Linked DNA regions of Homo sapiens: region 1 is linked to region 2. A link is a contact called in ENCODE Hi-C data. All regions are on one chromosome and are shown on one strand. Each heading gives the region's core, a stretch centred on a gene start or an enhancer-like site at or near the end of the contact. The rest is flanking DNA. Distances are from core to core; before and after follow the strand shown.

The links. Hi-C counts contacts between places; a loop is a spot of excess contacts on that map. Pooled maps may share reads with other maps.
Region 1: a pooled map shows a loop between it and region 2 (2.5-fold over the local background). The contact joins the enhancer-like site here to the promoter of LINC01430 in region 2. A Hi-C loop is called at or near these places in 2 of 50 pooled maps.

The regions. Positions count from the first base shown.
Region 1 is chr20:44,488,995-44,493,120 of GRCh38, forward strand. TTPAL (alpha tocopherol transfer protein like) reads left to right here. Exons shown (of 5, transcript NM_001039199.3): 5 at 269-4,126. The coding sequence ends at 547. Among named protein-coding and RNA genes, the nearest start is that of TTPAL, 15 kb to the left of the region's middle. RefSeq lists an enhancer at 1,001-1,110. Within about 2 kb of position 2,742, at least 6 of the 41 ENCODE cell types and tissues checked have a DNase peak (open chromatin) inside an H3K27ac peak, as active enhancers do.
Region 2 is chr20:44,449,247-44,453,573 of GRCh38, forward strand. It overlaps LINC01430 (long intergenic non-protein coding RNA 1430), which reads right to left and starts at 1,311. Exons shown (of 3, transcript NR_109893.1): 1 at 1,291-1,311; 2 at 714-844. LINC01620 (long intergenic non-protein coding RNA 1620) reads right to left here. Exons shown (of 3, transcript NR_132343.1): 3 at 2,738-2,927.

The DNA.
Region 1 (4,126 bases), core at 1,492-3,991, 41 kb after region 2:
TGGCTGCTGCCATTAATTGAATAGTGTGGTGGTGAGGCGGCTGGATCCTGGATATATTCTGAAGCTCCAGCCAACAGGATGTATGGTATAAGGAAAAGAGAATTAAGGATACTCCAGGCTTTCTGGGCTGAAAAAGTAAGGGTAGAGTTGCCATTAACATTTCCTTTCTTCATTCAACAGATATTTATTTGAGCACCTACCATGGAGGAGATTTCTGCATTCCTGATTAACCTAAGGACATGTGTGTTTTCATTTCATTCCCTTTTAGTTCTTCCTCCATGGGTCTGACTTGAACTCTCTCCACACAAACCTTCCAAGAAGCATCCTCCCCAAGGAGTATGGGGGCACGGCTGGGGAGCTGGACACTGCCACCTGGAACGCGGTACTGCTGGCTTCAGAAGACGATTTTGTGAAAGAGTTCTGCCAACCTGTTCCTGCCTGTGACAGCATCCTGGGCCAGACGCTGCTGCCCGAGGGCCTGACCTCAGATGCACAGTGTGACGACTCCTTGCGAGCTGTGAAGTCACAGCTGTACTCCTGCTACTAGCCCGTCCCCCAGGGTCACCATCTTTAATTCTTTTCCTTCTTTTCTTTGGAGAGGCACAAGGAGAATTTAAGGGTCCATGGATTCAGTCTTGCTCCTTGTAATTAAACTGCAGGATGGAGGAACAGCCTGAGATATGAGCATGAGCCCATTTTGGGGTAAGCCTTTGGTTACTTTAATTACTCCATGGAAGACATGGAAAATGTCCCCACTGATTCTTAAACATTTGGAATCCCAGTCTGCAACTATTAATCTGGAGGCTATATCTATTTTGTTTTGCTTTTTGGTTGGGGGGTGGTGATCTGGTTCTTACACATCTTGGAAGCAAGAACAATCAGGACCAAAGTCACTTTGATCCCACTTTTCCAGGAGAAAAACCACCTGTTTGGCCAGTGAGAACTACTTGTATGAAATAATTTGGCCAAACCTTCAGTGTGACCAAATGTGAGACTGGGAGTTTGTGTTTTTCACAGGAACCCTAAGTATAGACCTCTGCTGCTCATCAGGAAACTTACTGGAGATGAAGGCCCCAGCTGTTGTCACCGGGTTTGGAAAGCACCTTAACTGAATCATGTAAGCATCAGGACATAAGCAGCACTTTGTGGTCAAATGTGGAAGCCGGAGACTTCAAAGCACCTCTGGGACCCACTGGTTGAAGTTTGCAATAGAAACTTAAGTTTTCCCAAATCCATAAAGCCTTAGCCCTGGTTCTCAATAGAATCAGGGACCTAGCAGGAAATGATTTTACTCAACCTAAAATGCTGGATCCCAGGCCCGTGTAGCTATAAGAATTCTGGCCTGGATCCCAGGTGTACAACTATGGACAAGATATGGGCCTCTACTTTCTCCTCTATAAAATGAGGCTGGATGAAATGTCAGCTAGGGCCATTTTGGCTGCTGAGGCTCTGGGATTTGGTTTAGTTACTGAATGTTAGATTTTCTGCCTAGAAAGATAACTATCTAGATACAAGTGGTTGGATCCTGTTTTTGTTTGTGGTACATGTGTCTTTCCAAGAGAGATGTGTCACCAATTAGCCCTGCCTTTAAAGAAACTATTATGTGTATTCCTGGGACTCACTGACACCAATTTTCTTTTTATAGTGATGGTTCAATTTTGAAAAGATGGCTTTTGTGAGGCCAGGTTAAGGTGACCAGGATCTTGTATGATGAATTCCTTCCATCCCTGAGACTCTGGTACTATATTGTAAACCTGGCTACAGTAGTTAATTACTTGAGATTCTTTAATTTTGGTCTCTGAGCTGGGCGTGGTGGTTCATGCCTGTAATCCCAGCACTTTGGGAGGCCAAGGTGTGCGGATCACAAGGTCAGGAGTTCGAGACCCGCCTGGCCAAGATGGTGAAACCCCATCTCTACTAAAAATACAAAAATTAGCTGGGCGTGGTGGCGGGCTCCTGTAGTCCCAGCTACTCGGGAGGCTGAGGCAGAAGAATCACGTGAACCCAGGAGGCAGAAGTGGCAGTGAGCCAAGATCGCACCACTGCACTCCAGCCTGGGCGACAGAGCAAGACTCTGCCTCAAAAAAAAAAAAAAAAAAAAAAAATTTTTTTTTTTTTGGTCTCTGGAAATGAACACAAGGGCAGGTTATTCCTGGGTCACTTCTGGGCCCCCCTGCCCTCCCAGCCCCACTTGAGTTTCTCTCTCTGGTGTGGGTGAACCAGTCAGCCTGAATGTTCTGCATTTCAGCACTTTAGAACCTCCCTGTGAAGATTTTAGCCTTAGCCCAAACATCAAATTAGACGGTTCACATGATGGTTTTTGACCTATTTCCTTTCTAATGTATTCCACATGATCATGGTGTTAAATAGTGAAAAGTACTGTGTTGTGTGTGCACCTTCTCCGTGCATTTATTAGACTAACCAGTCAAGCAGACAGCTCAGTTAGGGAGAAAACAATACTCTGAAATTTGAAGGCCAATCTGTTGTTACTAAGCTGTTTATCTCTATTGCCTTTTTAAATGTCTGGATAAGTTGTTGGTGGAAATTAAGTTACTTAACCTCATTAATACCAATTCTAGAGAAAGTTCTTTTCACCATGGATAGTAACCCTGGATCCTCTACGGTACTGGCTGAGCTGGAAGTGCCAAAAAGCACTCCTGGCTGCTTCTGGTTCCATCTGATGATGATGTGACACACACTGCTGAAAAGGCCCAAGCAGGGCAAGTGGGATGGCTGAAGGAGGGAAGGAGGGGGTTCAGAACCCACTGGCCTGGATGGGAGAACTGGGTGGAGGCTTCCCCAAGAGGGAAGACAGATAAACAAAACAAAACAAAAACTGGGTAAAGAGGAATGAATCACTCAGCCCTGATGTTTCAATTCTACACTGCATTCCTGGCCAGTCGCATTTGTTTTAATGCAGGCATGGCCACAGCTCTCCTAGAGAATTATCTCAAAGACCAGAAGGGACCTGGAGAGGCCTATTTCTTAGGTTTTTCCAGTTGGACAAGGAAGGAGTGGTTTCACTCAGCTTCTAGAAGGAGTTGGAGCCTAAGTTTATCTGCCTCCGGGAGCTGCTTGCTTTGTTTTGGCTCCGAAGAGGTATCAGATAGTTTTGACACCTCAGGAAACTTGAACCAAGCTGTGAAACCAAGACCTCCCTGCGTGAAAATCAAGGTGGTCTCCTTGTGGCTTCACCAGGATGTTTGTGTCAGGCTGTCTCAGCAGGGTGGGGAATGACCAGCCAGGGAGCACAGTGAGCCTTACTCAGCACTGGGGAGCGCACTGGTGAGGCAAACCCATGAACCTCAAGAACTGGGAGTATGTTCCTTCAGGGAGAAGTTCTGGCCCATTGCACAAACACTTGGAAATTAACTTTTCCCTAAATTCAAGATAGTGTGGTGTCGGAAGGAAATGGGACAGTAAATTAGGAGACGCGGGCTCCACCTTTACCTTACTACGTGGCCTTTGATGAGCTGGCTTAACATCCCTGAGTGATTCCATGATAGAGATCTATACTCCAAACTTTATTCCTGGTATCTAGTTGGCTTCACTGCCACAGACACTGTACTCTCTCTTTTTAGAAGTTTTTTTCCTTTTTTTTCCCCCTCAATTGGCTTATTTAGTAAATTTAGGTCTGAATGAATTGGTACCTAAAAGCTTCCAAATCTATACATTTCAGAATATGGGAATTTTCTTCCTCTTCTTCCCCCATATCCCAACATGGAATTCTGGAAAACTGTGCCTCTTCCCCTGTTCTGCCTTCATGGGGGAGAGACTGGATGAAATCTACAAAAACAGCCAAAAGTGCCACCCTGGCTTCATGTCTTGAATTTCTAACTTGCTCTTGGCAAAGGTCGCTTTATTTTTTAATTTTTTTCCTTGCATTTTCTTTTTTATTCTATTGCTGCTGCAAAAATTAAGGCAAAAGTAGCTTTCGATCTTTCATATTTCATCCTGGTTTCACAAGGAGTCACTTATCTTAGGAGGTCTGTAAGTCAGGTTACAAGGCCGGGAGCGGTGGCTCACACCTGTAATCCCAACACTTTGAGCGGCTGAGGTGGGTGTATCACCTGAAGTCCGGAGTTTGAGACCAGCCTGGCCAACATGGTGAAACCCCGTCTCTACT
Region 2 (4,327 bases), core at 61-2,560:
GAATTCCCCATTTCTGCAGCTGGCCAGAAACTCCCCTTTCCTGGTCTTAAACTCCCCCAAGGGCTACAGACACCAGCTGGGGGTAGCCAGGCAAGATCTGGTCTTCCCTGGACTGATCTAAGCCAGATCAAGTCCCAACCTGCTCACACTCTAGCGCCCCCTCTAGGTCACACTATAGGCATTCCCTTCTTAGACAACTAACTGTCCATTGGCTCCAGCAAGAGCAAGTCTTTGGAGACAGAACCCTCACTCCTCTCCCCAAAACACATGGTCTCCTGAACCACACCCAAGGTTTATGTGTCTCCTGCATTCTAATTTGCTTCTCACCAATGGTTCAGTTTTAATTCAGTCCAATCCACAAAACATCCATTGAAGCCGGGCATGGTGGCTCACACCTGTAATCCCAGCACTTTGGGAGGCCGAGACAGGTGGATCACTTGAGGCCAGGAGTTTAAGACCAGCCTGGCCAACATGGTCAAACCCCATCTCTACTAAAAACACAAAAATTAGCAGGGCGTAGTGGCGGGTGCCTGTAATCCCAGCTATTCGGGAGGCTGCAGTGGGAGAATCGCTTGAACCCGGGAGACAGAGGTTGCAGTGAGCTGAGATAGCTACACTGCACTCCAGCCTGGGTGACAGAACAAGACTCCACCTCAAAAAATAAAATAAAATAAAATAAAATAAATTGAACAACATAACTGTGACAGGCTTACCCGTTGCTTGGAGAAAGAGATGGGAGGCCAGCAGTGGTGGGCCTGAAGCTGCCAGTGCTTAGTGGATCAGGGTTGGGCTTAGGGTGTGAGGCCAGAGAGCTCAGTTCATTTCTTTGCACACAGTAGGGGCTCTGTAAACACCCGTGAAATTAAATCAAATTAGGAGTTTAAGTGACACAAGCTAGCATGTGCACCAACTATTTCCGGAAGGCGATGAGAGACCGGAGAGTGAGATGGCTTTCGGGGTGGGTGTTGGGGGGCTGGGTAGCTGGGGTCGGGGTGGGAGGAAGACCTACTTCTCATTTTATGCCCTTTTGTACCTTTTGAAATGTTTTACTTTCACCACATGCACACAGAGCAGAATCAATCAAACAAACAATCACAATTAAATAAACAATGCAGGGAGCCAGGCTGTCTCAGAGCTCCATGGCTTCATGCCTGCTCTTCCTGCTGGTGAGATACTGTTTCCCAGCTTTCTCCAACTGGGGAAGTACACGTCCTCCAAGAAGTACACAAATGTCCTGTCTTCTGGGGCCTGTTCCTGCCTCCCTGTGATGGTTCTTCTCTGCTTACCCACCTCATCCACACACGAGTGGTCCAATCTCCAACCCTGTCTGTCCTGCTCTGTGGCCTGGAGGCACCTGTGCCTTCTGACATCACAATACATTCAGCCAAGGGGAGGAATCGGCAGAGATAAAAGGGCAGGATGAGGGAGAACTGGGCATGTTTATGCCACCCCCAGCTCCCTCCCTGTTTTGCCTTAATTTTGGCAGTGGCTGAATTTCTCCATGGTCTTAACTCCTGTCTTAGCCTCACTTATATGGCTCCAGCTATCTCTGGGTCAAGTAACACCATTCTCTCTCTCACCTCTTTGGCCTTGGGGTGCTAACAGCTCCCCACTGTTGCCAGTCCCTGCATGCCTCACCTCTGCAAACACTTCCTTCATTAAGTTTGCTTCAGTTAAGCCAGTGGTTCACAATCTGGGGTGACTTTGCCCCCAGGGGACATTCGGTGATGTCTGGAGACACTTTAGGTTGTCATGACTGGTAGAGAAGATGCTACTGGCAGAGGCAACAGATAGTGCTAACCATCCTACTCCGCACAGGACATCCCCCACAACAGAATTAGCCAGCCCCAAATATCAATAGCACGGAGACTTTGGGTCTCCCACTGCTCCCTGCCTGAAGCCCGACAGTTCATGGCTGGGATTCTGGACTCCTGCTGGCCTCTCTGCTTTGTGGTGTGATCTGCCAGTTTCCACACCTGCTGTTGATCTCCTCTTAGTGACACAGAGATGAAAAGACCCCATCCTTGCCCTCAAGCTGGCCATAGTGCAGTGGAGAGAGACCCTGGTGAGCGGGGTTCCCCAGCAGCCTCGAGTCCTTGAGGGCAAAGTCTCTTTGTCAGTCACCACGTAGCCCCAGTAGTAGGAGAGCAGCAGACATTTGCCAATTGAAACAAAAGGTCCTTTAAAAATATCTTAAAACAAGGCCAGGCTCAGTGGCTCACGCCTGTAATCCCAGCATTTTGGGAGGCCAAGGTGGGTGGATCACCTGAGGTCAGGAGTTTGAAACCAGACTGGCCAACATGGTGAAACCCTGTCTCTACTAAAAATACCAAAAAAAAAAAAAATTATCTGGGCATGGTGGTGAGCGCCTGTAATCCCAAGCCACTACTCGGGAGGCTGAGGCAGGGAGAACTGCTTGAATCTGGGAGGTGGAGGTTGCAGTGGGCTGAGATTGCGCCACTGCACTCCAACCTGGGTGACAGAGCAAGACTCTGTCCCCCCCACCCCCCCCAAAAAAAAGTCTTAAAACAGACAGAAGGTTAGGCTCAATGGCTAAACAAGACCCAGGAAACCCTGGTGAGTTTCCCTGTAACAAAAGTTCCAAGGAAACCACAATCAGGCAAAGATGTACCAAATGAATGAATTCTAGTCCCAGGGGTATGGGTGGGTGAGTGGGACAGAAGACAACTATGAGCATCCCGTCTCTAAAATGGTTATAATGGTAGAACCCACCTCCTAAGATTGAATGAGATTAAATTTAATGAAAATCACTTACAGTGTTACCTAGGGCATAGTGAGCACCAGATAAACAGTATCCACCAGCTACCTGGAGGAAATGATGGGGCAGCAGCTTCAAGACGGGTCTAGGGAAGAGCTCTGCCGCTAATATTGGACTGGTTTGCACCCCTGGGCCTCACTTTCCCAATCTGTAACGTGAGGAAAATATAAGCAAGATTAGTGTTTTGCAGAAATTATATCATAGGGATGCTTGAGAGGGGTTCTACAATACGTAGTGCAAATATCATTTTCAACATCAAACCTGTAATTTAATACAAGTAAAAGGTCAGTCTGTTAAACTGGAGGGAAATATTACCATCAGGCAGGGCTAGGGTGACCAACTCATCCTCTTTTGCCCAGGACTTGTCTAGTTTTAGCTCTGAAAGTCCTGTGTCCTGAAACTCTCCCTCAGTCTCAGCGGATTAGGATGGCTGGTGACCCCAGCAGGTCAAATGATCAGCTTGCCCATACTAATTTTAAAGATAATAAATAGCTAGCTGCCCGACACAGTGGCTCACGCCTGTAATCCCAGCACTTAGGGAGGCTGGCTCGGGCAAATCACTTGAGGTCAGGAGTATGAGACCAGCCTGGCCAACATGGCGAAACCCCGTCTCTACTAAAAACACAAAAATTAGCTGGGAGTGGTGGCAGATGCCTGTAATTCTACCTACTTGGGAGGCTGAGGCAGGAGAATCGCTTCAACCCAGCGGGCAGAGGTTGCAGTGAGCCAAGATCGTGCCACTGCACTCCAGCCTGGGCAACAGAGCGAGACTCCATCTCAAAATAAATAAATAAATAAACAAACAATATATGTTGAATACTTATTTTGTGCCAGGCACTGACTTCACAAGTATTAGCTCATTTAATCTTTATAAGAACCCAGCAAGGTAAATATTAACATCTCTCTTTATACAATCGCACAGAAAGGTTCTGTAATTGCCTGAGTTCACACAACTCCTGAGTAGTAAAGCCAGGATTTGATTCCAGGCCATCTGGGTCCAGAGTTGCCATATTTAATTTGACCTGTGCTATATATTTGAATATATTTTTATTTTTTATTTTTTGAGAGGAAGTCTCGGCTCTGTCACCCAGGCTGGAGTGCCGTGACATGATCTTAGCTCACTGCAACCTCTACCTCCCGGCCTCAAGTGATTCTTTAGCCTCAGCCTCCTCCCAAGTAGCTGAGATTACAAGCATGCACCGCTATGCGCAGCTAATTTTTGTATTTTTAGTAGAGATGGAGTTTCACCATTTTGGCCAGGCTGGTTTCAAACTCCTGACTTCAAGAGATCTGCCCACCTCGGCCTCCCAAAGTGCTGGGATTACAGGCGTGAGCCACCACGCCAGGCAAATATATTTTTAAAACGTCTTTGGAGACAGTAATAATATCAATAATGATGATAATAATAATAATGGAAATATATTTTAAAACATTTTTGAAATAGTAATAATGACAATACATTTTTGAACACTGAAATATGCATCCCAAAATTTAACACTATGGAGGCCACGTATAAACTAACTTGAGCTGCTTGATTAGCCCATTGTT